Linked DNA regions of Mus musculus: region 2 is linked to region 1. A link is a loop called in an ENCODE intact Hi-C map of the cell type or tissue named here. Cell type or tissue: gastrocnemius. All regions are shown on one strand. Each heading gives the region's core, and the rest is flanking DNA. Links, peaks and the distances in the headings are about the cores only.

Region 1 (15,139 bases), core at 4,581-12,580:
GTTCTTTGGAAATTTTTCAATCATATTTATTGCCTTTCTTCAACTTCTTTCAGATCTACCTTCCTTCCCTACCCACCTGAGTTGGTATCCTTTCACCAAGCAGAGAAGGTCTGGAGTGAGTCAACTGTTGACAAAGGCAAGAGTGACAAAGGGAACACTGACAAAGGCAAGAGTGACAAAGGCAACAGAGACAAAGGTAAGAGTGACAAAGGCAACAGTGACAAAGGCCACAGTGACAAAGGCCACAGTGACAAAGGCAACACTGACACAGGCAAGAGTGAAAAAGGCAACACTGACACAGGCAAGAGTGACAAGGCCCCAGCTCTTCTGATTCATAGGATTGGCACAGCCTTTCTTGGCGTGGGGGGTGGCAAGGAAGGATTTTAACAGGATGTGCAGAAAATGTCCACCCAATTTTCTCTCCTGGATGCCTATGGCCTGAAGTCTGCTCCCCTACAGGACTCTTCCTACTGAGATTAGCTAACTCTGTCTTCCCGATTCAACTGTATACTCTAAATTCTGCCTCTTGTGTATCTGTGCATATTAGCACTGCCCCCTTGTCCAGCTGAATGCAATAAACCCTCTATATAATAAACATATATAACTCTATATAATAAACATGCTGAACTTGGGAATGGGTACAGTTGTTTCTCTAGCCAAGAGCCCAGAACTCTTGATCCCGACTCTTCTGCTCCCTACACTAGCTGGTGAGTTCTGAGTGAGTGAGAGATTCTATGTCGGAAAACAACATAGATGACATCCAAGTACTGCTAGCTGAGGCTGCCCTCTGCTTACATGCACACACATACACATATGTACAGAAGAAGTGTGCTTTTTAAAAATTCCAAGAGCTTCCCTTTATAGTGTAGCTGAGTCAAGGCTTAGGTATTTTGTTATATTAATGGAAAATGGACTAATATATCATCTCAGACAAACACTATTAAAATTAACTCTCCTGAGGGACTCAACAGTCACTATTTGTCTGTCTGTCCCTGCAGATCTGGAATGGAATTGTATTCATGATGATACTCCTTGGTGTCTTTCCTCTTAGGATTATTCTCCTGTATATCTTACTCCTATCCTAGTACTAGTTTTCTCAAGAAGAATGCTGGGAGTTGTCATGAGAGCCATTGTTAAGACCTCATCCCTAGCCAAGCCCAAGTGGGCTCTGTGAAATAATGTCTCTCAAGCACCAAGCAAACCTTGGCACTGAACAAAGTGTAGTTGCTACCAGCATGGATATCATCTCCTGCCCATCTCACCCACCTAATACCTGCCTGCTCATCTTCCACAGTTGAGAAGAAATCTGGATTCTCAGGTTTCCTGGGTCCACAGCTACCCTTGGTGGTTGAGGCTGCAGCTGCAGAGTCCAGGGGCTGGGCATATGGCTTGGGCTCAGAGCCTGTACAGAAAGGAGGAATAAAGGGATCAGGACTTCCTCCTGGACAGGGGAAGCTAGGACTTGACTCTGTACCTGTCACTGCTTGCCCTGGACAACAGTGTGGTGGTTAATATTGACTGTCAACTCGACAGGATCTAGAATCAGCTGGAAGACAAGCTTCTAGGCATGCCTGGGAGGGATGCTCTCGACTAGGTTCACCGAGGCAGGATGACCTGTTCACTCTGGGTGGCACCATTCAAAACTGTGGCCCTTGACTAATGAAAGTGAGCCAAGCACCAGCGTTCAATGCCCTCTGCTTCCTGATTGTAGTTGCAATGCAGTCAGCTGCTTCAAGACCCTGCCAATATGCTTTCCCCACCATGATGGATGGCACCCCTAAGCTGAGCCAGAATAAACTCTCTCTCTTTTCTTTCTTTCTTTCTTTCTTTCTTTCTTTCTTTCTTTCTTTCTTTCTTTCTTTCTTTCCTTCTCTCTCTCTCTCTCTCTCTCTCTCTCTCTCTCTCTCTCCTTTCTCTCTTTCTTCCTTATAAAATAAAAGAATTTATTTGGGGGCTTACAGTCCCAGAGGGTTGGAGTCTTTGACCATTATGGTGGGAGCATGGCATGATGCTGGGGCAGTAGCTGAGAGCTTACATCCTTGTCTACAAGCACAAGGTAGAGGGGGGACAGATACAGAAAGAAAGACAGACAGACAGACAGAGAGAGAGAGAGAGAGAGAGAGAGAGAGAGATAGAAGGGTATGTGGATGATTGAATAGATGGAAGATTGTAGGATGGTTGATTTGACAGGTTGATGGCTAAATGACTTATGGATGAGAAGTAGGTAGTTAAATGTATGGATGAATGGATATTGATTGATGGTTGGTTGAATAGATGGATAGATGATTAGGAGATTGGGTGGGTGATTGGGTAGGAGGTGGATGGATTTTGGACTGGCTAGACTGTAGGTTTGGCTGGGTGACTAGTCAGATAGAAGATGTAGAGTTACATGAGTGAATGGGTGGATGGCAGATAGTTATCTATTGGAATGGTTCTATAGTTACATGACAGTTTGTATGGAAGAAAGAAAGAATAGATATAAGGATGGCTGGGCGGATGAATCAGAGGAAGGATAGAAATATAGGACAGTTAGCTAGTTTACTGGCTAGATCCCAGGCTGGATGGTTGGGTGGAGGGCTGCAAGGGAGAATGCTCGGATGGATGGGTAGACCGGTGGGTGGGTGGGGAGATTAGCTAGATGGAGAGATGCACATTCAGGTAATCTGCAGGGCTGGAGTCTTACAGATGCAAGTGGGCAGAACTGAGGCTGAGAGGCCAGAGAGAAAGGGACCACAGGGCAGATATAGACCACTGCATCGTCACTGACTGCAAAGGAACTTAAAAATTATGAGCAGAAGGTGGTACTATAGTAGCAGCTGAGGGAAGAGAATAGAGAGCCCCTCTGCCCTGGGCATGGGGGCATAGCAGGTCTCAGTCATCTCTCACATTGTGCCTGGCTCTGTAGTCTAGCCTCGTTATTTCCCCAGAGGGTCCTATGAGGGACTCAGAGAGTCAGTTACTGAATCTTAAAGGAGCATGGGAAAGCCCTTCTTGGTGTTGAGGGAAGTGCATTTGTTCCCTAAATATGAGGACCGGAGTGCCCAGCATCTGTGTAAAAAGCCACATGAGGCCATGAATACTTGCAATCCTATTGCTTTGAGGGTAGAGACAGGTGAGCAGAGGCCCATGCATGCCTTTCTCTCTCTCTCTCTCTCTCTCTCTCTCTCTCTCACACACACACACACACACACACACACACACACACACACTCACATATTGTCTTTTCCCCCAGTGCTTTAGGACTAATGACAAGAGAATCAAAGGTAAAGGAGTCACCTAACAAAGCTAGACAGCTAGACGAGGCAAGGCCTGCACAGGGAAAGGGACTCAGGATCCTTGGCTTTTCTCTAATGAGCTAGGTTCAGACTGAGAGCAGCATCACCCGCCCCCACCAGCCCCTGTGGCCTCAGCCATAAAAGGGTGTAAGAGTCACTGTCAGCGCTTACAGTTCACTCCCCCACCTGCTGCTGGCCTACAAATCATCATCTCAACCTGCTTGAACCCAAAAACAAGGCGTGCTGGATGGCTAGGATCCAAGACCCAGGCGGCAGGAGGACACCTTAGGGATCCATGCCCTGTGAGCTAACTCTCCCAGGCTGCCACTACAGATGGATTTAGTACCCTCCACTGGCTCTGGGAGACATCCCATGTGGGCATCTCTGCTTAACGATAGAACCCATCACAAAAGCGGCTCCAGAACTGAATTGGTTTCAAATTCCAGTTCCTTGTATGTGCTGGCTGTGTGAGCAGGCTGCTCAGCCTCTCTGAGCCCAGCCTCAGTGAAGGTCAACAGTGGGCAGTAAGTCCATCTTGATGACTGTTCTTTAACTGCACCCCAGTTCCCAGGCCACCTCTCTCTCTCCAGCCCCAGCCATAGACTCTGGGTCTTCCGGTCTCAGCACAAAGAGAGTGTGTGAATCAGATGACCTGGTGGTACTCTCAGGTACACCGTTCCCTTCATCACAGAAACAATGATATTCTGAACAGGGAAACATACGATATCTGCAGGTGGCTGGGATAGATAGAGGTCTGACCAGCAGTTATGGGAAGATGGAGGCATAGAGGGCCAGAAAACCAAGGGTGCCATGCTCAGTTCAGGGCAGGAGGATCAGGAATTCAAGGTCATCCTTGACCACATAGTGAATTTGAGGCCAGCCTAGGGTTTGTGAGATGCTCTCTCAAGAGGGAGGGAGGGAGGGAGGGAGGGAGGGAGAAAGGGAGGGAGGGAGGGAGATAGGGAGGGAGGGAGGGAGATAGGGAGGGAACAGAACATGGTCTCATCCTAAGGAGTGCTCATGCAAGCCACAGGGAATGTAATCTAAGAATCCAATCCCTACATAGTTAAACCAAGGCCCCCGTTACCCTAGAAAGAACATGAACCAGTGTGTGTGTGTGTGTGTGTGTGTGTGTGTGTGCTTGCATAAGTGTGCACGCTTGAGAGAGGTGCATGCTTCAGAATTTAAAATCTCCTTTTCTCTTTCTTTTTTGAGACATAATCTCATGGAGTCCCTGCTGACCTTGAATTCAACTATGTAGCCAAGGATGACCTTAAACTTTTGATCCTTCTGCCTCCACCTCCTGAGTGCTAGCATGACGGCCAAGTCACAGCATACTGGGGTGGGACCTCACGAAAGCTAGGCAAGCACCCTACTGACTACGTCCCTCACCCCCTCCAATCTCCCCATTTCAATTGTCTGCCTTGGATGGTTTACTCGTCCTGTCACCATTCCAGGAGCCAACGATGCTAGGGACCCATGCTCAGTTACCAAGCTCCCGAAGGGAGCTCACCAGCTGGTGATGTGGTGGATTTTCCTACTGTAAATTTCTCACAGAGCCTTGGGGAAACGTTTTCTCTGAGAAAAAAAAAGGAGCCCCAATGTTCATTAAGGTCCTTGGTGCTCTGGGAAAAATTGGCAGTTATAGTCTCTGAGGTTGACTTGGGCAAAGCCTGTCAATCAGCTAAGAAAAAAAACAAACAAACAAACAAACAAACAAAAAAACCAAGCAAAAACAAACCTCCCGTGCGGACGATTAGCCAGTGCTTTAGGGGTGTCTGACTGGGTGGCGGTCCACTGCTTGCCTCCTTACCTCGCTTAAATGCCCATCTCTTCAGCCACAGCTTGGAGAGAGCCGGCCAGGAGTGGTTGAGCACCGAGTCAGCCATGGGTACCTCATGCATGTGAGGAGGGTGCAGATCGGCCCCAGGGAGCAGAAGCTTAGACTGGGGATCCCTGCCAGCAAGGGGGGGGGGGAGGGCGGAGACTGCCTTCAAGGCCTGCCAGAGACATCAGCTTACGGGAGCCTGGGTTGGAGGAGGAGAGCTAGACATTGTAACAGTGGAGAGGGGCAGATCCTGGGGCTACAGGCAAAGCAGGGCTCAGCGCCTCCAGGTCTCCTTCAGTCCAGACCCAGGGGGCCACTCACTCTGGCCCAACAAGACACTCCTGAGAGACAACAAGCCCACCCTGCATCTGAGGGGAGCTTGGTTATGTCTGTCAGTCTGCCTCTCTGTGTATTTCTGTGCTCATTGTGTGTTTGACAGGGCAATTATCTATTTACATAGAAAATGTGAAAATTCTCTATTACACACACACACATACACATGATTTTGTGACTGTATGACTCTGGTATATGGTGTACATGTGTGCTTGAATATGCACTTGAAGGTCAGAGTCAATCTTAGTCACTCCTGAGGATCAATGTCCATACTATTTTTGAGACAATATCTTTCATTAGCCTGGAGCTCTCCCATTAGGCTATGCTGTCTGGCTAGTGTTCCCTAGTGGTCTGTCTGCCTGTCTCTGACTGTCCAGAGCTGGGGTTTTAAGTACACACCACAGTGCTCAGCTGTTTTTGCATGGGTCCTGGGACCCAAACTTACGTCCTCAAACTTGCAAAGCCAGCGTGTTACCTGCTAAGGCACCTCTCTAGCTCTTGTTTTTCTTTTAATGTCAATTTTTTTGAAACCAAAAAAAAAATAAAATCACTTTGTTCTGACTAACTCAAATAAAAAGATCACACAACTGGTTTAGGGAAGCCACTCACACCAACACCCACCCTGTGCCTCACTTGGTGCATCTCCGTGAATTCTGTGCTGTCAGAGTAGCCTCTCGTTGAAGCTGTGAGGATTCGCTATCACTTCCAATTACATCTCCATGCACGTATACACCATACACACAACACCAAAAGCATAGCAGAGCTGAAACTAGGAAAACCTGTTAGCTTTTGTACCGGCTAGTTGTGTGTCAACTTGACACAGCTGGAGTTATCACAGAGAAAGGAGCTTCAGTTGAGGAGATGCCTCTATGAGATCCAGCTGCAAGGCATTTTCTCAATTAGTGATCAGGGGGAAAGGCCCCTTGTGGGTGGGATCATCTCTGGGCTGGTAGTCTTGGGTTCTATAAGAGAGCAGGCTGAGCAAGCCAGGGGAAGCAAGCCAGTAAGGAACATCCCTCCATGGCCTCTGCATCAGCTCCTGCTTCCTGACCTGCTTGAGTTCCAGTCCTGACTTCTTTGGTGATGAACAGCAGTATGGAAGTGTAAGCTGAATAAACCCTTTCCTCCCCAAGTGCTTCTTGGTCATGATGTTTGTGCAGGAATAGAAACCCTGACTAAGACAGCTTTATATCCTCTCTCCTGCCTCATGCCCTTTCTCATCATCTAATCTCACCCTTAGCTCCATCAAGGTTAGGCTGTGTCTACACTTACAGCTGCTTACACTGTGTAGTATACTTGTGTGCATTGTAGGATAGAGTCTACATATGAGGGAGAATATAGATTTTCTTTTAGAAGGGATCTTGAGTAACCCAGACTGACCTGGAATTCACCGTGTAGTTGAGGATGGCTCTTAACATCTAACCTTTGTCCTTTAACCTCTTGGGTGCTGAGATGACACATATGTACCTCCATGCCTGGTATATGTGGTGCTGAGAACAGAACCTGTGGCTTCCTTCATGCTAGGCAACTGACTTTTTTGAGACAAGGCCTCAAGTACTCCAGGCTGGTCAATATTATTATAGAGCAGAGGACAACCCAGAATTCCTGGTCCTCTTGACTCCTGCCTCTGTCTCCTCATGACTGGGATGACAGGTGTTGAGTTCCAACTTGTGCAGGTGGACCCACATCTGAGCATCAAGGTGTAGTTAGGTGTGGCTGTAGACAGTGTGACTCTCAGTATTCAGGAGGTGGAGGCAGGAACATCAGAAGTTCAAGGCTAAAATGGACTGAAAACTTCATGTAGCTGTGAAGAATGAAATTATGTCATTCATAGAAGAGTGGATGGAACTGAAGATCACCAAGAGTGAGGTATAGCAGAGTTGGGAATAGAAATGTTGCATGTTTTCTTTCACATGCATAATCTAGAGTATATATATATATTTATATGTATGAGAGAGGCTATACAAAGTTTGAGGCCAATCTGGGCTACATGAAACTGTCAGAGAGAGAGAGAGGGAGAGGGAGAGGGAGAGGGGGAGGGGGAGAGAGAGAGAGAGAGAGGGACTAGTATAGTATGGTATGAGGGAGAAAGAAGTCAAAGCTAGGGAAAGGAGGAAGTCAAGAGAATAATGATATATTTGAATATATATATATATATATATATATATATATGCAGAAATGAAAACTATTTGAAGGGAGGGGAGTCAAGCAAGAGAAGCGGATAGGTTGGGAGGGCATGGGAATGTAAAATAATAACAAATATTAGGTGGTTTTGAAAGCCGTGTATGTGCAGGTACATGGCAAACTTACACTTGTCCATGCGGGTGCTGCCCCCTGGTGGTAGAAGCCCCATGCTTGGTTTCCTCTCGAATGGCCCCAAATTCCAGGCTCTGCCTACTTGGTTCAGGACACACTCAGAAGCTCACATTAAGGCAAACTCATCTTACATAGTCCCTCTTCCCTCATAATAAAATATTGAATTGTCTATGAAACTCAGGCAATACTGTACTGAAAGCAAATTCCAGAATAGTGGTGTGAGGCACATGATCTCCAACCACCGTAACTGTAAACCTGGGACTATCTATGATCCTGTCTCCCTGCACCCGACCATTGACCCACTCCCATCCCGCCTCTGCCCCCACCAAGCCAGAGACGATCCTGAATCCTCCCCCCTCAGAACCCAAATAGTCCCCAAAGTCTCTTTCTGGTCTTCTCTCTGTGCGTCCTACATGTTTTGACTTTGGCTGACTGCTATCTTCCCCTGGGAAGGAAACAAGAGGGAACAGAGGGGAGGGGAGGAAGAGGAAAGGAAGGAAGAGCAAGGGAAGGAAGAGAAACAGAAGAGAGGAAAGGAACAAGGAGAGAAGGGGCACCCTTGAGAACCCAAAGGCTCTCTGCAAGGGACCAGAATGTGGTCCAGCATCTCATGTTCGATGGTTCAGCTTAGTTGTTTATCAAATAGCCAACAGGTTAAAAGAACCTTATAAGACAAATAACTACCATAAATGAGGTTTCAACATAGGCTCATAAGTCTGCTTCCAGTTGTGTTTGTTACATGAGTCAGCTGGAGCAGGTGACTTCAACCCTTCTTCTTAAAAAAAACCCATTCCTTCCCTTTGTGGCTCTTTCTTTGCAGTTCAATAAATACAGAGCAAAGCACTTAGTCATGGACACACAGACACTGGGATAGATTTACAAGGCAACATACAGTCTAGCACCTATTCAGACTCAGACAGTGGACAGTAAGGAGATGATAGAAGATAAGGAGAAAGAAGTAGAGAATTCAAATCTAGCCTCTACCTTTCTAAAACTGTTCCAAAGCAGAGTGATTTTAATTCTTTCCCTTAGTTTGGCACTGACTGATTATTGGTGACTCTTGAGTTAATCATTAATGTGTTTTCCTTTACCAACTGAGTATCACTCCAGTCCATGGAGTGCATTTGAATGTCCTAAGTGGTTGCCTGAAACCATGGCAATAGCTGCTGCATACAAACTTTCCCCCAGGCTCACATACCTATGATGAAGTTCAATTAGACATAGTCAGAGATCGACAAGTGTAGCCAGTAATAAACTAGAACAATCAATGCTGAGCATGGAGCTGCATGGCTGTAATCTCAGCATTTGGGAGACCGAGGCAAGAGGATCAGGATGGGTTTGGATTCAGCCTGGTTGAAAAGACTGTTCTAAAAAGACAAAACAAGGGCTGGTAGATGGCTCTAGCCCCCAGACCAGAAGATCTCTGGAACCTACATGGTGGAAGGAAAGAACCGAATCCTAAAAGTTGTTCCTGACTTCTGTATGTGTGTGTGCACATGTGTGTACATGTGTGTACATGTGTGTATGTGTGCATGTATGTGTGTGCATACATGTGTACATGTGTGTATGTGTGTTTGTGTGCATGCATGTGTACATGTGTGTATGGGTACATGCATGTGTGTGTGCGTGCGTGCACATGTGCTATTCTTCCAGAACGTCTGAGTTTGATTCCTAGCATTATTACCAGGTAGGTAGCTTATAAGCAGTGAATCCAGCACCAGAGAATCCAACTCCCTCTTCTGGCTTCCTATGGTGCTTGTACTCATATGCTCCCATCCCCCACAGAAAATCATCCTGAAAATCAGCAACACAGGGCTGGCGACTTGGCTCAGTTAGGAGAAGGTGCATGCCAGCAAGTCTGACGATCTGAGTTTGATTCTTAGGACCAATATGGTGGGAAGGAAAGAACTGATTTCTACAGGTTATTCTCTGCTCTCTACACACATGCACACATGTGCACACCACACATACATATAAAGAAATGTAATAGAACACATTTTAAAACCAATAAATGGATAAACTAAAAAAAATCAAACATAAAAGACAATAAAAGCAGTAATTAAAGTGATGCCAATTCCTTCAGGATACTTCATGCTAAGTAGGATTTTCAGACTTAGGTTGATAGTGGATAAAGGAAACAGAAAATCTCAGAGAAATAGGGGCAGTGGAACTAACTGAGGGATGGGTATATTATGAGCCTTAAAAGAGGATTTATTTCTTTTTATTTTATGTATGTGTTTTTCCTACATGTATGTATACCTACCATATGAGCACTGGACATGCAATGCCCTTGGAGATCAGAAGAGGGTGCTGTGCTCTCTGGAGCTGGAATTACAGGTGGTTGTGAGCCACCCCACGTGAGTGCTTGGAACTGAACCTTGGTTCTCTGCAAGAACAGCAAGTACTCTTCGCCACCAAACTACCCCTCCGACTCCACTGGGCTTTCTTTTGAGGTAAAACACAGGAAGTGCCTGTGACATATACATGTTTTATGGGTGGGGACAGCCCAGGAAGCAAGACTTCACCACAAGAACACAGAACAAAGGAAAGGGCGGGGTGACTGATGTTTTCTGAGCTGCTACAATCTGCCAGGCACCAAGCTCAACCATCTCTCGTGTGTGACCTCGGGACTTTTTCCTCACATAGAAGCCCAGAGAGGTTGTGCAATGTCACCCAGAGGTGGGAATGTTAGGATTCGAACACATGACCTATCTAAAATGACGCTCCAGCACTAACCACAGGAGTGAGCCCAAGCGCATTCCTAGATCGGTGTTGGGAGTTGGGGAGACCTGGGGGTCAGAGATGGTTCAGTCCAGATTCACTGAGGAGTTTGCAGTTAACCACATGCGCGTGACCTATGCATGAGCACATGCTGGTGTGTGTACAAGTGTGTATGTGTGTGAGGCAGGAGGTTGACATGGAGTGTTTCCCACAATCGCTTTCTGTCTTTTTTATAAACTTAGTTAATTATTAGTTGATTATTAATTTGCACGTGTGGGCACAATCCACAGAACGTGAGCAGAGGTCAGAGGGCAACTTGCAGGAGTCAGTTCTCTCTCCAACGTATGGATCCCAGGGCTCAGGCTCGGGTCCTCAGGCTTAGCCTCTACCTGCTGAACCGTCTTGCTGGCTCCCACCTTATTTTTTCTTATTTTTATTTTCGAGACCGGCTTTCCCTGACTCTCCTTGAGGTTCACTGATTCAGCTAAACTGGCTAGTCGGAGAGCTTCAGTGATCCTGTCTCTGCCTCCACAGTGCTGAGCTATCAGGCCTGCACCACCATGCTCAAAACCTGTTTTTTTTTTTCATGAGTTTAGGGGAGCTGAACCAAGTTCTTATTCTGTGTTATCTCCCTAGGTCCTCTTCAAGACCCATGAAAAGCTGCCTCAGACAGGAATTTACAGTCACAAGAAGGGTGCTTAAAGGTGGGTACAACTTGGAGTTTTCCCTCAGAAACCAGGGTGACTCTCTTGGAGGGTCAGCCCTGTGGGAGCCACATTCAAAGCCTGTCTCCTACCTAACTCACCACCTCCGTTAGAGTGGTCAGCTCTAAATCCACTGATACATGGCTCCAGGGGTCGCCTTCCTACACCCGAGAGTGCACAAAGTCAACAGAAACTGAGGAAACTGTAGTCTTGGGTGTGCCTGGTACAAACCACAGCCTGCCTCCTCACCTCACTCCATTCCGGCAGTTGTTGTGGGAGGTTCCTCAAACTGGGCCACAAAGGGAGCCACCAGTGACTCCCCAGGGTTAAGGGCCTACAGCTGGAGGGCTATTGAGCAGAGGGTGGTCCCCATTTGGAAGACCTGGAAAGATCGGCTTTTCAGCAGATGTCAGCCTTAAAATTTTGCTTTGCAGACAGGATTCTCCAAGTCTGTGTCAGGCAAGGCTGAACAAAACCCCAGAGCCAATGCTTTGAAAGGTGAAGAGGTCAAGCTGCAGTGTGGTGGTATGCGTGCATACCTGTTACCCCAGAACTGGGGAGGCACAAGTAGGAATGCTGGGAGTTGGAGGCAAGCCTGGACTGCATGGTGAGACCCAGATTCAAAAGCAAAACAAAACAGAACAAGGCAAAACACGGACACCTGCTGAAAAGGCGCTTAGACTTCCTCCCTCATCCCTGGCCCCCTACTCCTCCGTCCCCACACAGGCTTTGCTTACAAAAGGTTCCTTCAGACTCCATCATAGGTCTCCTCTAGACCAGGTGGCCTCTGAACTCCCTATGTAGCTGAGGATAACCTAAACCTCTAATCCTCCTGCCTCCATCTCCCAAGTGATGCTTGACAGCGTACAACACCCAGCTTTGACTTATGCAGTGCTGGGGATGAAACCCAGGACTTTGCCCATGCTAAGCAAGCACCCTATCAATTGAGCTATCTCCCCAGCACCCTCCAGGGTCATTTTAGGATTCCTGATCTCTGCAGTGCAAACAGCTGCCCCACTCTCTTACTGTTGTGTCCCGGCTATAGGAGTCAATCTCCTGCCTCACAGACTCTCAGACGTGCAGATCCCGAAGTGCCCACCACTCTTCAAGATAGTCACTCACCCATGAGTTCCCGATTCTTGCTCAGGTAGGTAACTGGCTTTGTTAACAGCTCTTGCAGCTCCCATGTCACACAACCAGGGTTTCAAGGGACACATGAGCCAGGCTAACCACAGAGTGGCTCAACTCTGCCCAGTTTCCTCTTTCTAAGCCACCGGCTTTTTATGGTTGTCTTCATCAATATTGAGCAGCAGGCAGCAGGGGTCAGCAAGGAGAGGAGAAAACAAATGGAGGTGGGTTATGAGGATCTGGGAGTCCACCCTCAGCCTGTACCTGCCGTAGGCGTCACGGGGAAGTAAAGTAAAGAATGTAAAGCCTCCCACGAGGGGAGGGGAGGGGAGGCAGCAGCACTGAACCCCCACCCGGCAGCTTCCTGTGGCGCCAACTGCTGAAGAGGAACGGGGTGTGAGGGCCTCACCCTAACACTCGGGCACACAAACAGAGACACATGGGACATGCAAGTCACATGTCTCTAGACAGACACACGCTGGAACACACATGGGGACAGACACATATGTGGGTGTGTGGACCCATGGAAACATGTGGAGCTGAACGCTGGGTTTGTAAATGTCTACCAGCGATCATTCTGCTTGGTATCTGTCTGTTTTCCCGGTGTAAATACTGCCACTACCGCTAACTCCACTTCTTCAACTAACGCACTGTTACCAGAGCTGTTAAGGTTAGAGCTTGAGTCCTGGCAGTCTCCTAACAAACCAGATTCAGCGACTCATTCTAAGAAAGTCAGTCGAGGAAATGGCTCAAAGGGTCAAGTGCTTGCTGTGCAAGCAAGTGGAATTGATTTTAGTTCCCCACCCCCACCTGACTAAATAAAGTCAGGGTGTGGTAAGGCCACCTGTGAGAACTCCAGTACTGAGCTGGCAGATAGGAGAATCCCAGGGAAGGGCAGGCTACCCAGTCTGATCCAGTGTTCCAGGTTCAGTGAGAGACATTGTCTCAAAAATAAGTGCATGTGGTGGTGCACGCCTTCAATCCCACTGGGCAGGCAGAGACAGGCGCACCTCTGAATCTGAGGCCAGCCCAGTCTTCAGAGGAAGTCTAGGCAACCAGGGCAAACAACAGTGAGAAGTAGAAAAAATGTATCTATTCAGGGTTGCTGCACCTGTAAGAGGACCAAACGGCCCCCTGCTCCTCCCACCTCTCCCCTCCAAGTCCATCCTTAGAGACCTGGTATTAGATGTAGGTTTAAATAGAAGGCAAGAGGTATGCGCAGGGCTGGAGAGATGGCTCAGTGGTTAGGAGTGCTTGCTAGTCTTCTAGAGGACCTGAGTTCAGTTCCCAACACCTACACTGGGTGGCTCATAACTGCTTAATTTCTGCTATAGAAGGTCCTGTGCCCCTTCTGACCTCTATAGGCACCCAACACAATTGCATGCACACACACGCACATATCCACACACAGACAAACACACATACCCCAGACAGTTGCACACACAAGCACATATTCATATACAGACAAACGCACATACCCACAGCCACCTGCATATATACATTCATATATATACACACACAAACAAATACACATACAGGTACACGCACACATATGCACACATGTGCACACACACATACACACTTAATAATAGGAATGAATATAGACTATCTTCACTCCTACCAGGATGGGTACACCAGTACCTGAAAAGGTGAGCAGAAGAAGGGTTTAAACTTGGCTCCACACTGGAACTGAGTGAGTGGTCTCTTAGCATGAAACTCTTGTGAGTTCTCAAATGTGGCCCTCTGGGAAACAGTAATGTACAAATAGCAGCATTCACACATGCAGAGATTCCTGGGTGGATACATTGGTCTTTGCACAGACATGAGAAGCTGAGCACAGTTACACACATGCTGTGTAGAATAGTAGTGTCTATACGCGCAGAAAGCTCTGAGTAGACACACATTATACTCTGGGCTCTGCACATATATGTGGAACTGTATGCACAGGTGAACACACATAGAGTATAGACAGTGAGGCCATGCCGTGGCACACAGGATGCACCACAAGCAAGAGCAACAGAAGAAAGTGTGTTTTGGCTTACAGTTCCAGAGGGCTAGTGTAGGCAGCCGGGCGCCTAAAAGATGGCGCCGGCCTCCGGTACACCGTCGCCATAAACAACGCCACTGCGCAGGCGATAGCCCGAATCTGGCGCCAACCCCTCCCGAGCAGGTGCATACAAATCAAAGTGCCGGCAGACTGACCAATCCCAGGAGGACACATAGCTCTCCCCAGTGCTGGGGTGTATATAAGCAGTCCTTCCTGGGTTTCCGGAGTTCCCGTAGCAAGGTGTTCCTGAAATAAAGAAGGCTGTTGAGAAGAATCCGACTGTGTTGCGTTTTTCTTGCTGGACGAGGTGAGTGCAACAGGCTAGATGTACTTTAATGCCAGGAAGGCAAGGAAGCAGGGGTTGGAAGCTGAGAGATCACATCTTTATTTACCACCAAGAAGCAGAGTGCAAATTGGAAGGGCAGTGAAGCTACATACTCTCAAGACTTATCCCTAGTGGCAGTCTTTCTCCAGCAATGCTGTACCCCAAAAGTTCTATAACCTCTCCAAACAGTACCACCAACTGGGGACCAAATGTTCAAATACACAAGCCTATGGGTGGTGTTTCCTATTCAAACCACCCCAAAGGAGACGGAGACCTCCGAGACACATGTTTACACAGCGCCAATCTGGAGACACAAGAGCATCTCACACAAACACTCAACCACATCTAGCCTCTCAGACTCGCCAGACCCCTGCAGACTTCTCCGGCTTGTCTTGGCTCCCAGGAGTGGATCATTAATCTTCTGGAATGTTGGGCCTGTGTTATGGCTAAGTGGATAAAGGA
Region 2 (15,139 bases), core at 3,867-11,866, 93 kb before region 1:
CGTCCTAGAGATTGAGCTTGGTTTGTTAGGCTTGGCTGCAGGCGCCAGTACTCATGGGGCCTTCACCTGTTCACATGCATCGTTTTTGATCTGAAAGCTAAGCATGTCTGCGAGACTCTGAGCCCAGCCTAGGAGACAGTGGCCCTTGAACTTTATATGATCCAACCTTTTGTGTTTGTCTTGAGACAGTCCTGCTGCACAGGCAAGGCTCCTTCCTAAGTACAGCAATGTCTTTTCTTTCCCTTTCTCCCCCTCCCTACTAGGGATGGATGACTTGTGTGCTCTACTGTCAAGATACAATGCCCTCTGGCCCTCTCCCCTTCTGGTGTTGGCCAAAGTCCAAGAAACTTTTTTTTTTTTTTTTTAAATGTGGAAGATAGGTGTTTGTGGGCCACCGGGATGCTGGACCCACTGGGGTGGAGGGTTAGAGGACCCCAGCAAAGCATTCCACCCTTTTGCTTATGGGCACCTGTGCAGAGCTCATGAGTAGGCCAGGATCAGCTCCTATCTCTGGTGGTCCCACCTGCTCGAACTCTTAAGACCATCAGGTAGGAGTCCTGGTATCTGTTCCCCACCTAAAGACTGAGCCCATGAGGCTCTCAGATGAGTGCCTTACCTAGTCAGGGTGCCAGGAAGACAGGCTGAGCTTGAGGTCCAAGCCTTGCACAGGAAGACTTTGACATGAACAGTGTATGGTGCAGACATGGAACCAAAGGACAGATACTTCTAGAAAAGGCAGCCCACCCGAGCTGTGCAGTGGTTCTAAGATCTCATGTGTACCAGCCAAGTCCTCCATCAGTTGAGCTCCAGTCCCCATTACAGCTTATTTTTCTGTGTTTGAGACAAGGTCTTATTTGGTTAGGTTGCCTTGAATTTACTATGTAGTCAAGGACGCGTGAAACTTCTTTTTGAGACATGGTCTCCCTATGTACTCCCTATGTAGCCTCGGCTGGCCTCAAACTCATAGAGGTCTGTCTGCCTCTGCCTCCTGAGTGGTGGCATTAAAGGTGTGTGCCGCCATACCCAACTAAACTTTTATTTTTCAGAAAAAGACTTACTTGTGTATGTACCTCACGCATGCCTGGTGCCTATGGAGGTTGGGTCCCCTAGAACTGGAGTTAACATGATTTGGAGCCACCATGGGAGACAAACCCAGGCCATGTCAAAGAGTACCCAGTGCTCTTCAACACTGAACCACCACATCTCCAGCCCCCAGACCTTAAACATAAAATAAAAAAGTAAATAACTAAAGTGTGTGTGTGTGTGTGTGTGTGTGTGTGTGAAGGTCAGAGGACAAACTTGGGTGCTTGAGACAGGGTCTCTTCAATGCTTACTGTTGTGTACGGTATGCTAGCTGGCCAGTCTCTTGTCTCTGCTTCCCATCTTGTATGAGTGTTGGGATTACAGATGTATGCTGCTCAGTCTGGCTTTTAACCTGGCTCAGGCCCTCACACCTGCATGGCAAGCACTTTACGAACTGAGCCATCTCCCCAGCCCCACCTTACACCTCGGATCCTTTGCCTCTGCCTCCTGAGTGCTGAGATGGCAACTGTGCCCCACCATGCCAAACTGGAAATAGGATGTGGGGCCTCATGCATGCTCAGCGAGGCTCTTCTGACTGAACCACATCCTCGGATCTACTCTGCACTGGCTCACCTTCGACATTTGTGTTCCTTATCAACAAAAACCTTGGCAGGGCACAGCTCCACGCTCTGCATTCCCAATCCCCAAAGAAGGTCTGTTTCAGCCTGAGATGCTCTGGATAATTTTATTGCTAGAATCTGGTCACAAGTTCTAGCGTGGTTCCAGAATACCCTGTTGCCAGGATGCTCTGCTATCGCTGTGAAAATAATCAGGGGTAGGCGAAGATCATGGACACGATTGACAAGGGAGATTGAATGCTGCTGGCTCACCATCTTCACAAATGAGATCTGCCAGGAAGGGACCCATGGCTGCTGGTGACAGGTAACTGATGACACTGTCCTACTGTTTACAGTACACAGCTGAGAACCACCTGGCCACCTGGTGGGGGATACACTGAATCCTTCCCAGGGCCAAGTGGAAACCATTTGAACTTCTAAATCCAAAAAGTCATGGTGTCTGGTGGTGAGCCCACCCAGCTCTTGTTAGGTACTGGAATGTTCTCTTCACAGAGTGGGAACTTAAAAGTCAGCTTTTCTAAAGTGCTCAGATACATCTCAGTACAAAAACAGAAACAAAACAACAACAACAACAAAACCCAAACCAACAAAACAAACCACAAAACACTGATTAGCAACATGGCACAATGAGGTCTGGAAGATATAGACACACTCCGGACACAAGATAGAAACAGAAGGACAAGAGTAAGAGCTATTCGGGTGCTGGGGTCCATAGGCCTAGGGATGAGGACAAGGGGGACCCTGCTCCATTCCTGGCACCCGGAAGTCGTCAGAGACCACCACTTTCAGCACCCTGTTGTCTTACTAGCTCGCGGTTGGATTCTTGGTAACTACGCCCACAGTCGCTCCCTGAGCTCATGAGTGCTTAGGTCTTGGCTCTGGAGGGCTCTTGCTCATGCCAGCAGCCTCTGACACTTCCCTGTTCCACAGAGGTGGGGATGGCCTGGCAGTCTGCAGACCATCTAAGGTACTGTCTACCTAAGTATCACAGGGCAGGGTCTTTGTAGTGGTTTCTTAGGACGATGGGCTCTGGAGACTAAGAACCATAAGCGTAGGACTTGGTCCTGCCTGTTGTTAGTACTTCAGGGTAGGGTATAGCAGGGAAACCTGGCTAAGGGATGATTCTGGACCTCAGCCAGGTCTAAATGTGGTAGACCTGGAACTCAGACCTGCCCAGGTCTAGGAACAAGACCAGACCAGAAGACCAGCTGCTGTCCCGACTCCTGCACAGGCTGAGGTGGTACCAAGATGGCCATCTGTGGCTACTCACCGGCAATGTCACTAGGCTATTCCTCCACATGTCCCTGAATGTGTTAGCTCTGCTTTTCTGTGAGAACACTGACAGGACCAGGAAAAATCTGCTCATTTCACAGCGATCAAACACGGTCTGTGCTGCCCTGCTGAAACTGGGGTTCTGCATCCCAGGTAAGGTGGATGGGCGGACATGGCAGGTGCCCCCTGAGAAGCAGAGTTGGGAAGACCCCAGCCTACTGCAAGGAGTGACAGTTGGTAACCCCTCATCAGATTGATTTCTGAACCCGCAGATCCAGTCCATTGCTCCATGGATTGCCCGGGGCTGCCTGAGTCTTTCTGTATCCTCTGGAGTTGCCCAGGCCATTTTCTGGTCAAGGCTGTGGCCAGTGCCAGTTGCTGCTTTGGAAGTGGAGATTCGCTGGACTCTGGGTGATTCTAGTGCCTTCTGGTGCAAAATGACTCAGTTTAATTCAGAGATTCCTGGGGGTTATGGAGTCTGCCCCTGGAGCCGGTATCTTCTCAGACCTGCCTGCCCTGCTCTGTCTCCTGGCTGGCTCCCAAGTCTTGGGCTTTATACCTCTGGGGGGTTCCACCTTCAACTTAAAAGAACTTTGAGCATATATACACATACATATATATATAATATATATATATATACACACACACATATACATATATATGCATGTATGTATGTGTGTTCAAGGGGGCTACCCATGTTTTGCCACTAAATCTATAGCGAGCTGTGAGACTCAAGGCATACCATTTGGGCAATCTCAAGGGAACAAGTGCCTGGCTGTGCTTGTGCAGGGGAAGGGGACGGCCAGACAGTACAGTCACCCATAGGATCCCCAGAGACATAAAGGGTATCAGGACAGAAAGGGGTCTGCCCTTGGGGCCATGGCCCCTCAGAAGAAGATGACATCTTCCTTACTAACTTCATCTGTGGTGGCGAGTGGTGTGGTTGGCAGCGAGGAAGCTGGGGAGACAGGTGGTAGTGATGTGCCTCCGAACTTGAAGGCCTCGGGGGGTGTGGCAGCTGGGGCCGGGCTTGGGGCTGGGAAGCAGGGGTCTGGAAGAGAGTTGGGGGTGGTTACGGGAGTGTCAGATGCCACCACAAACAGTGGCTGGGCTCACAATGGCCAGTGGCTGGGCTCACCTGAGGCAGGTGCAGACCCATGGGCGGCAGGCAGGACGGGACTCAGTGAACGGCGGTTCCGTGATGCACTCTCATCCTTGCCTATGAACTTGCTGAGGAGCAGCTGCTGCTTCAGGTCGAAGGACGCTGGAAGAGGGAAGGCGCTAGGACCCGGCTCTATGCCATCTGGTGGGGTGGGTCTTCCCTACTCGTACTTCCGAGTGGGCACCAGATAAGTACTTTGAAAGGTGGCATGGAGTCACTCAGTGTCAGCAAGAGAGAAGTGTGTGGCTTCCAAGCAGACATCCCTTCCCCATGATCACTGGGACATGGATTCTGCTTACGGAGTAGTCCCACAATACCTTCTGTGTCAACAGGGGATAGGGAATCTCTATGGTGAGGGGACAAAGATGCTGGGTACAGCCCTAGTGTTTGTCCTGTGCCTCAGCTGGTAAGCCCTAAGTAAATGAGCATGATGGTTAGTTTTGTCAACACAACCTGGGCCAAAAGTTTCAGGGAAGGATTTTCTACATCAGGCTGATCTGTGAGTATCTGTCTTATTTGCCTTAACTGGTGTGGAAGTCCCAGCCTGGGGCGCCACCATTTCTTAGGTTTGGGCCGTGGTTCAGAGAAAGCTGGCCGGACACTAAGCATACATGCATTCATTTCTCTCTGCTCCTGAATGGCTATGAGAGGCTGCCTCAAGCTCTCACTGCTCTGACTCCTCACCACGATGGACTCAAACCTGGAACTGTGAGTCAGGGTATTTTATCACAACAGAAATGCAACTGGAAAAGTGAACCTCTCTGTCTTCTTGCGCACACTGGTGCTTGCCTATCTGCCTCCCTGTCTGCATTCCAGATATGCTGCTGGGACAGGTCCACTGGGAGGGGTGTGCAGCTTCTCTGAGTGGTGGGGGTGGGGTGCAGCTCACCTGAGCTCTCCCAACGCTGGGAACCCCTGCTCTTGCTGCCCTTCTCCTTGCCACCCTTGGTGGAGGCGGCCAGCTTGGTGGGGATCTGCTGTTGCACGGCTGTCTGCCTCTGAATCTGATTGGTGGCACTGAGTAGCTGGATGGGCACATCGCTCTTGGCTGGCCGGCTCTCAGGGGGGGCACTGTCCCAGCGGGCCACCTCGGGTCGCTCTACGTTGTCAGGTCCTGTGCCATGTAGCATCGCGCTCCCTTGGGTTCCTGGTGCTTTGGCTGGGGCCGAGTGCCCCTCCAGCCCATCGCCATTGAAGCTGGGAGGGTGGCTTGCAGGTTGGGCCTGGAAGTAACGGAAGACACATCCTACTGCTGCTAAGCCTGCTGGTGGCTATTAACCCACACCAGGCCTCCTAGCCTTCTGGTGGCTTTGGCCCGGGGAGGATCAAACATGGCTGTTAAATGCTCAGAGATGAATGGGTGTTGCCCACCCAGCTCTGCATCCAGTCTGCAGCTAGGAAGGTCTATTCTGCACTCTGCAGAGCACTGCTTCCATCTATAGTTGCTTCTGGTGATTGACAGTTCTTGGAGCACATCAGTATGTGTATACCCATGGTCACACTGAGCCATATTCATATTCTCTCTCTCAAATGTGGCCACACAACTTATATCTGACTACTCATAAACTTTTTTTTTGTTTTTTTGTTTTTGGAGACAGGGCCTCTCTATGTAGCCCTGGCTGTCCTGGAACTCTGTGTAGACCAGGTTGGCCTAAAATTCACAGAGATCCATCTCTGTATTCTAAGTGCTGGGATTAAAGGTAAAAAAGTATGTGATGTTAGGCCCGGCACCAATGCCCTAGGGTCTGACATAGCCCAAATGGTCTTGTAGTTGCTATGTAACCAAGGATGTTCTAATGTCCTACCTCTAACTCTTCAGTGCTAGAATAACAGGGCTATGCCACCACATTTGATGTTTTTTTTTTTTTTTAAATACAGTGCTGGGGTTGGAACAAGGGGCTTCATGCACACTAGGCAAGCACAAAACTGAGCCACATTTCCAGCTTAGTGGGTTTGGCCATACAGGCCCACTAACCTCTGCCAGCACCTCCGGGGGCAGTGCCCCTGGTACAGTGTTCTGTTTCTTGAACCTGCGCAGCAGCTCCAGGCGCTCACGTTCACGGTCCACTGCTCGCTGGGCCTCACGCAGACGCTCCAGGTCATGCTGGTAGGCCTGGCGCTGTCGCTCTAGCTCGGTGCGCTCCTGGTCCAGCCGCTGGCGCATCTGGCGTGCCTCGCCCTCTCGCTCCTGCAGTCGCGCACCGGCCAGCTCCAGTTCCTGCTGCTGGCGTGCCCGCTCCCGCTCCCATCGCTGCTGCTCCTGGCGAAGTTGGCTTTGCAGCTTCTCCACACCGGCGCGCTCCTCACGCTGCTTCTCAAAGTTGCGTTGCCGCTCTTGCTCCAGCAGCAGGTTCCCACGTGTTGACTGCAGCCGGAACTGCTTCTCGCGCTCCTGGATGGCCGTTCTTTGCATCTCCACATAGCTATCCTGTTGAGCGATGACCGCCTGGGGACAGGGACAGGGACAGGGACAGGGACAGGGACAGGGACGGGGTGGGTCTGATGAGAGTCATGCCCTTGGCTAGACCCAGCCCATCAGTGAAGGGCAGGAGCAGCCAGTCCCTCCCTAATGCTGCAGGTACCTGGAGACTAAGAAGCAACTGCGACAGTGTCTGGACCCGGTGGACCAGCTGCAGAGAGAAAGCCAAATTGGTCTACTTGATGATGGTACATAGGGCATATGGGCATGCTGTCCCTGTGGGAGATGGAGCAGGGGCGGTACCTCTAATTCCAGGACAGTGGGCAGGCTCTCTGTGCTAGGCATCTCCACCTATTAAGACAAGAATGACAGTATCAAATGGGATCTAAACCACCACAGCACACTACGGGAGGAGACAGAACTCAGTGCTGGGCTGTGACTATGGCCATCTGATGTATGCCTATCTGAGAGTCTGGAAAACGAAGGTTTTGGGATGGCTGGGAGATGGGTGGGTGGCTGACGCTCTACAGTAGGGTGGGCTTGGAAGTGAAGCTTGTTGCTTATGAAGCTTATTGTTCATGCAATAAACACATACACATCCAGTTCAAGTTCAAGACAGCCAGGGCAGGTAGCCTTAGCCTCTGGAAACCTCAACAGCAATGGATGCGCTGCGTCAAAGGGAAGGGCCAGTCAGGAGCCCTGGCAGATGTCACCACACACTCTGTATAGCTTGTGGAAACAATGTGGGGCATTTTGGACCTGATGAAGTTGAGGCAACTATGTTGTGTCCATCCTCCCCTCTGCCTCCTTCCCAAGCTACTACCTGCCATTCCCAGGAGTTTGCAGGAGTAATTTTGAAGGCTGTCGCGTTATGTCAACGTGGACTGTCTTTACCCATGCAAATCAAAATGATCAGAAGCCACTTACAGCCTGTGGCGATTCCTCACAGCAGCCACTGGGGGCGCTGTTGTCACAGGGCCTGGAGTCTGGGCTGCTAGCAGGTCCCTGCCAGTCTTGGGGCCTGAGGTCACTGTTGGATACCTTCCTTTTAAAGCTGCCACCTGGAGACCCCAAGCAGAAAACAAGAGGATGCTATGAATCCCACAAGGCTTGGGATCCCCCTTTTCTGAGACCAGCCCATGTAATAAATGCAGGCTAGTGTATTCCTGGAGGCCTGCTTTATTTTATTTTTTATTTGTTTGTTTGTAGTACAGAGCCCACAATACCCAGAAATCCGAGGAATGTTCTCAGTCAGAAATTACACTCCCAAGTCTGGAGAGATAACTTGGCCATTAAAGGCTAAGGCTCAAAACTAAAATTTCAAGAAATTACACCGTACATAACACTGGATCTGCTGCGCATGGGCTTCCCAAGGCACAGCCTCGGAGGAAAGTGACACACTTACCCTTGCTAGGGCTTCCCACACTGTCATAGCCCCCGAAGGTCTCAGCCCGCCGAGGCAGGCCTGCAGAGACACTTCCCTCCTCCACTTGGCTACTGGTGCTGCCCAGGTGCCGCTGGCAGATCAGGCTCTGGATGCCCTCAACTGTGAGGGAGAGGTGGGGGACATGAGTCAGCAGGTGATGAGGTTATACTACGGGTAGTGGGGAAGTCCAGACATGAGCAAGGAGCAAGTGTGGCAGTGAGTGCTAAGATGAAGGGTATACACCACTACCTCAGCTTAGGCAGTGGTGAAGGTAGAAGCCAGTGCTAGTCAAGCACTCTAACAACAGAGCCCCCATCATCCTCAGCATCTAAGGGAGAGGCCAAGGCAATCAGGCAGCCATTGGAGATAGGCTCCTTAAGATTCAGGAAGTTCTGAAGGGAAGCTTGTTAAGACTCAGGAACTCAACAATGTACAAATCTCACGAAGTTCCTGAAACTTACTAAAGGTTACCTACAGAAAGGACTGCTGGGGAGAAGAGCTCTTCAACCTGTCCAGCCAAATTCACCTGCAAGTCTTGAAGAAAGTTTCAAGGTCCTAGCTTTTGTTAGGCTGGGGTAGCTTTCAGTGATACAGCTGCTTTTAAGCTGTAAGCAAACCTTCATCCCTGCTCCTTCCTGTAGATGACCCAAACAAACTTACTGATTCACCAAGTTGGACTGGTGTTAATGTTACTTGGGTCTGTCATCAGTTCCCTGTCTGGGCCTAGGGATGTGATGTACCAGTCCTTACCTAGGTCTAGTAAGAGACACATGTTAAATGAAGAGCCACATAAGAGGGCTATCCATGAGGGTAAGAGTGGTCTAATACCGTTCAATGGCCTGCTAGTATTTCAAAGTCTCTAGCCAGGTGAAGAAGCAGGGAAAATAGTCCCAGTCCAAGTGCCACATTTGTCAGTGTTATTGGAGGCAAAGAACAATAGCCCAGGAGGCAGAGGTGAAAGGGCATTGCAGGTGTTGCTGGAGAGAGCAAGACACCCACTGGGTCTTTTGCTAATCTGTGCTGGCAAAGGGTTGAGTGATCTGACTTGCTGATGGAAGAGAGCCATTAAGCACTGGTTTCCTACCCTGCTCGACATCATGGAGCCCTGGTGGCTGCACTGGTACTGCTAGGTGGTCCTGTTGCAATAAAGGCTGCCCTTACCAGGTCTAGCTTTGAGGTTGGCAGAGGTGTCTCTGTATGGTCAAGCTAGAATTGTGTGAAGACGGCAGGTGATATATACCCCATGGTTTACACCACGGGCGTTTAGCCTGCAAGCCTGCCAGAGCTAGAGGTAATGTTCTGGCCCAAGGTTAGGGTACATTCTGTACTCCAGAAGTCCCTCAAAAGAGCATATGTATTTTCCTGAGGATATTATTAGGGACCTATGTTTTCCTAACAACAATCTAGCTTACACTGATTAATTGGTTTGTGTTCCAGTGTACACATGTGACACAGCACGCGTGTGGAGGTCAGAGGACAACCTGTATTTGTACTGTTGGTTCTCTCCTGGTACCATGTGGATCTCTAGGACTGAGCTCAGGCTGTCGTATGTGGGTGCTAGTACCCTTACCTGCTGGCCATCTCTTAGGCTCAAGCTTTATCCCCTCCTCCCCCTACCCCAGAACATAAGGTCACCCAGGGAGCATTTGTTGAGTAAGTGCTTAAAGGATTTGGGTAGAGCTCAGCTGTAGAGCCATTGCACATGCTGGATTCCATTCCCTGGATTATAAAAAAAAGCAAAATGACGGTGGTCCTGGGTGAGCAATAGAGAACTGAGCCTGGCTTTGGTCCCCCAGGTAACCCGCCCTGGAATATCATAGCATAGCTCAGTGGGGAGGCTAACTTACTCTCACTCATGGCCGATCTGAGAATCTGCTCCCCCCGCAGGGTCTCAGAGGGGTCTCCTCCTCCTCGGAAGAGGCCTCGGTTCTGGGCTGACTCTTCCAGCCCACTCAGCTGAGCCATCTCCAGGTAGATCTGCTGTTTCTCCAGAAGGCTCTGGGCAATCAGCTGGTCTTTCAGGCTCAGTCGCTCTACAGGAGAACCCAGAGGTGGTGGTCAGCCTTAGGGACCTGGCCTTGGAGTCAGGCTGTGAGGGTGGGACCAGAGGATTAAACCTGGGTCATCAGGCTTGGCAGCAAGGATTTACACATTGATCCACCTTGCCAGTCTGGGTTGTTGTTGCTGTTGTTTTTTTTTTTTTAAACATTTACTTGCTGAGCAAGGTGGCACACGCTTTTAATTGCAGCACTTGGGGGACAGAGGCATCTCTGGTCCACGAAATACAGCCAGGACTACATAGAGAGACCCTGTTTCAAAAAGCCTCCCAAATTATTTATTTGTGCATATGAGCGTGCATGAATATGTTTGGGTGTGCACATCTGTGCAAACGCTTGAAGACCACAAGAGGGTGTCAGGTGTGCTTCTCCATCATTCTGCGTATTCACGTGCGGTAGGGTCTCTTCCCAAACTGGGGCTTTGCTTTCTCAGCTATGCTGAAAGCCAGCAAATCCTGCCTTCACTTTTCAGACCTGTCGCTACGTGTGTGCATAGGATATCTGGCTCGTTATGTAGGTGTTGGGTCTGAACCCTGGCCTACATGGTGATGCAGCAAGCACTCTTAACTGCTAAGCCATTTCTCCAGTCCCTGTTTGTTTTGTTGCGATAGGATTTTATCCCCCCACCCCCCCATAGGGTGGAGCTTCCCCATTCCTTGGTCACCCAATTACAGCCAGGCTATGGATTGTTAGGCTTGGTGGCAAGCTATCTTTAATACAGGCTGCCTTCGAATTCCCACTAATCTTCCCAGCTCAGCCTCCTGGAGCTGGTGAAATGGCTCAGTGGTTAAGAACATTGGTTGTATGTCCACTGCCCACATACATAATACTTTTTTTTTCTTTCCGAGACAGTTTCTCTGTGTAGCCCTGGCTATCCTGGAACTTACTCTGTAGACCAGGCTGGCTTCAAACTCGAGAGATCTGCCTGCCTCTGCCTCACACCCAGCTCCATGTACTTATTTTTTATTGTGCTGTTTAATTTTTACTCTTCTGCTTATTTGTTTGTTTGGCCTTTAGCTCTGGCAAGCTTTGCTCACCACATAACTGAAGATGCCCCTGAACTCCTGACCCATGCATGTCCTTGTGTATGTGTGGTACTGATGCTGGAACCCAGGGGAAGCTAGTCAACCCTACTGAGCCCCTGAACTGAACTCTTCAAAACGGGCGAACCTTATGCTAAGAGCATTAAACCTCAGTGAAGTGACACAAGCTTGATGTGGGCCCACGGGTTGCAAGAGGAACCTGCCCAAGGTGCTGACCCCTCTTACCTTGAAATTCCTGGAGTTTCATGGTGCGGGCTTCAGCTATCTTTTTCTCCTCAGCCTCACTGAAAACGTCCTCCTCCTCGTCAGGACAGCTGCAGGGAGAGGAGGGGACAGACGGCTGCCATCAGTGTCTCGTGGCTTAGCTGTCCCGACACCAGTACTGCAGAGCAATCTCTTCCTGACCCTCTTGTGCTGTCAAGATAGCTTGGGGGATAATGGAGCCCTAGATCTAGAAGGGACTGTCTCAGCAGTAAAGGCAGAGAATGACAGAGGACATCCAATATCCTCTTCTGGCCTTGGTGCCTGAGTTCTACCCTCAGGATCTATATGATAGAAGAGAATAACTGACTGCCCAAAGTTATCCTCCAACCTCCACATGCATGCCATAGCTCACTGCTCTGATAAAGGCATGTAACTATGAAAAAGATTCCTGGGGCAGGGCCAGGATTAGCTATAAAAGGGCTCCTCCACTGACCGACATCCCCACCCTGTACTGCTGATTTTTTTGCTTTGTTTTGTTTGTTTTGTTTTTCAAGTAAGGATTTCTGTGTAGCCTTGACTAGAACTCCTTCTGTAGATCAGGCTAGCCTTCAACTCAAGATCTTCCTGATTCTACCTCTCTGACCGTGAAGATTAAAGAATGGTGTGTGCCACCACCGCCTGGTTTTTTGTTTGTTTGGTTTTGCTTTTTAAAGACAACAGGCACCATGTGTCATCCCAGGGTAGCATTGATCTACTGTGGTCAAGGATGATGTTGAATGTCTGGTCCTCCTGCCTCTACTACTCAGGTGCTGTAATATAGGCACGCACCATCAAACTGAGCTATATGGTGCTGGGGTTTGCAGTGAGGGCTTTGTGCACATTGGGTAAACACTCTATCAATAATCAGTCATAGCCCCAGGCCTGTGCTTTTGTGGGGGACTTCGACTGGAGGAAGAGAAGGGAAGACAAGGGCACCAACAACACATGACAGTTCTCAAAGGGATGACTTGTGATCCCTCTGCCTCAGGTTGCTGATATGAGGAGTATAGGCATGCACCACCAAGCTCAGCTTCTTGTATACCTTTCTTAGTAACTATTTATTATTGTATTTAATTTATATGTATGTGCATATGTACGTGCAGGTACCTGTGGGTACCAGAAAAAGGTATGAGATCCCCTGAATTAGAATGACAGGCAGTTGTGTGCCACCCTATGTGGGTACCTGGAACTTAACCTGGGTCCTGTGCAAAAGCAGTAAGCACCGTTAGCCACTGAACTCTCGCTCCAGCCTCTCATGTGGCATGGAGGTGGCTATTTCCAGATGACTGTCAGGCACTGGAGGCCATGGGCCACTCAGAGCTAAGCATGGCGGGAGTGTAAAGCAGGAGCCCAGAAAACAAAGATAGGGCATTATAACATGCTCTAACAAGGCTGGCCTCAAGCTGTTTAGCTGAGTGGCCCGCAATAAAGGTCCAAGTTAGAAGTGCCTGGCCTCTCATTCACTGGATACAGAGATATCCAGGCCGTGTGAGCATGGTGACAGGTTGCTATTACTAGAAGGAGAAGGACTAGACTCTGTCAGTTCAGTTATGACAAGTGCTAGGGTGCTCACTAAGCACTCGTGAAGCTTAGGTTCCATCCCCAGCACTGCATACACTGGGTGTGGTGGTGCATTCCTTTCAGCCCTGTACCCGGGAGGTGGGGGCAGGAATCAGGATCATCACTGGCTACAAAGTGAGTTGGAGCAAAGCCTGAGCTGCATGAGACTGTTTCTCAAAATCATCCATCCATCCACCCACCCACTCATCCACCCACCCACCCACCCACCCATCCATCCATCCACCCACCCACCCACTCATCCACCCACCCACCCACCCACCCATCCATCCACCCACCCACCCACCCACTCATCCACCCACCCACCCACCCACCATACCAAACAATGAACCAAGTGGTCTGTCTGGGAGATCAAGGCCACAAGTGAGTGGTTTCTCAAACCCAAGAGCATGAGCCAGGCAGGAGGGAGACCCTGAGCTTGTCTCACCTCTCCACGGCCCGGCGGATGTGGGCCATCCAGATGTTCCTGTCCTCTTTGGAGCTGGTGTACATCTCATACATCTCTGGCCCCTGCATGGAGGCGCTGATCAGGAACATGGCCTTCTCCTCGTTGGCTACCTCTCTCACGATGAGCTTTTGCAGAGAGATGACGGGTGGCTTTGAGTCCTGCATGGAGGAAGGTGATGGAAACTTAACTCTAGTCTTGCTATATCCAAACGCTGGAGTCTGGAGAGAAGGCCGGTATAGAGGGGGACTGCAAGGTGAGCTGTGCCCTGACTCCCAGTGTGCATACACATTCGTGTGGAAGGCAGAGAGTGATCTTAGCTGCCGTTCCTCAGGTGCCATCTACTTTGGTTTCCTAGATGATGTCACAAGTGTGCTTGGTACTCTGCTAGGCAGGTGGCAATAGGATGTCGTTACAAGTGCATGTCACCACACCCTACTTTTTTGTATGGATTCTGGGGAATGAATTCTGGTCTTCAAGCACAAAGCAGCAATGGTTTACTAACTGGAGACTTTTCAACTGATATCCTAGTATTCTTTTTAATGGGTTCTTTTGGCCTTAAACTCACTGTGAAACCCTGCTGGCCTCAAATTTATAGCGATCCTGCTTCAGCTTCCTAAGTGCTGGGAGTTCACCACCCACCCAGAAAAGGGCAGCTCTCTCCTTTGCTTTATTTTTATTTTTTATTTATTTTTTAAGACAAGGTTTCTCTGTGTAACCAAGCCCTGGCTGTCCTGGACTCACTTTGTAGACCAGGAAGGCCTCAAACTCACAGATATCTACCTACTTCTGCCTACCAAGTGCTGGGATTAGAGGTGTGTGCCACCATACCTGGTCTCTCTTTTATTATTAATATTTTTTAACGTTTTGTGTGTATGTGCACATGTATGCACAATGCACTTGTGGAGACTATGTTTTCCCAGAGAACAACTTGTGGGAGTTGGTCCTCGCCTTCCACCATGTGGGTTCTGGGTACTGAACTCAGTCAGGTTAGCAAGCTTGTCAGCAAGCACCTTCACCCACTGAACCATTTGCTGGCCTCCAAAGGCACACTCTAAGTAGTGCTATGAGTCAAACTGCCCCAGACACACACCCAGACACACACACAAACACTCCCCCTCCCCACCTCAGTTTTGTAAGACAGTGTTTCTTCCTGTGCAGCCCTGGCTGTCCTGGAACTCACTCTGTAAACCAGGCTGGCCTCAAATTCAGAGATTTACTTCCCTTTGCCTCCCAAGTGCTGGGATTAAAGGCATGTGCCACCACTGCCTGGATGCCAGACTCTCTTATAATTCATATATTGAGGTCCTAAGCCAAAGTATCTCAGAGCATGATGGTGTGTAGAGACAGGACCTTTAAGTATATAATCACATTAAAGGTTTGTTTTTATACTGGCCTTAATCCATCATAACTGGTATCCTTATAGGACTGTAACGTTAGGCCAGCTGTGGTGTCACAGGCCTGCCACCCCAACACTTGAGGTTTGGAGGTAGGAAGCTCAGAAGTCCAAGGCCAGTCTCAACTAAATAATAGTTCCAGTGTCAACCTGGGCCATATAAGGCCCTGAATTTATAAACCGTGAGATGACAAGTGTGTGCCATCATGCCCAGCTTGGATGAATTTTCTTTTTGTGTGTATGCTTTTTCAAAGAAGAACTCCTGGAACATATTAATGTCGGGTGTCCGTGGTTGCATTTCTGGGGACTAAGACAGGCCTGTGACACAGTATGTGGGATACAGAGTGGTCCATCTGGTGATCATAAAAGGAGGCAGGAAGACAAGAGGGTCTGGGAAGATGGTGGTGTTTGTGTGTTTCCCAGAAGCTTAGGGCTCA

What was found. Peaks named below come from ENCODE experiments on the same cell type or tissue, not always from the same donor. Only the 100,000 strongest peaks of a DNase experiment are listed, where the experiment ranks them.
Region 2: a loop joins it to region 1, with 6 times the contacts of the local background. A loop is called at or near these places in 15 of 42 quality-filtered maps.

The regions. Positions count from the first base shown.
Region 1 is chr8:3,350,891-3,366,029 of GRCm38, reverse strand. Arhgef18 (rho/rac guanine nucleotide exchange factor (GEF) 18) reads right to left here and starts at 12,593. Exons shown (of 29, transcript NM_001370668.1): 1 at 12,300-12,593; 2 at 1,278-1,402. The coding sequence starts at 12,303. Gm30369 (a long non-coding RNA gene) reads left to right here and starts at 10,321. Exons shown (of 5, transcript XR_870091.2): 1 at 10,321-10,431; 2 at 11,110-11,177; 3 at 12,223-12,324. In gastrocnemius, for the core only: no CTCF peak of the experiment used is centred there; a DNase peak (open chromatin) is centred at 7,772; H3K4me3 peaks cover 543 bases.
Region 2 is chr8:3,443,217-3,458,355 of GRCm38, reverse strand. It overlaps Arhgef18 (rho/rac guanine nucleotide exchange factor (GEF) 18), which reads right to left. Exons shown (of 29, transcript NM_001370668.1): 19 at 13,289-13,467; 20 at 11,266-11,354; 21 at 9,788-9,973; 22 at 7,920-8,060; 23 at 7,442-7,575; 24 at 6,818-6,865; 25 at 6,678-6,725; 26 at 6,071-6,541; 27 at 4,985-5,318; 28 at 4,072-4,197; 29 at 1,755-3,984. The coding sequence ends at 3,821. It overlaps Pex11g (peroxisomal biogenesis factor 11 gamma), which reads left to right. Exons shown (of 5, transcript NM_026951.3): 5 at 1-1,251. Among named protein-coding and RNA genes, the nearest start is that of Pex11g, 17 kb to the left of the region's middle. In gastrocnemius, for the core only: a CTCF peak has its summit at 7,470; a DNase peak (open chromatin) is centred at 7,487.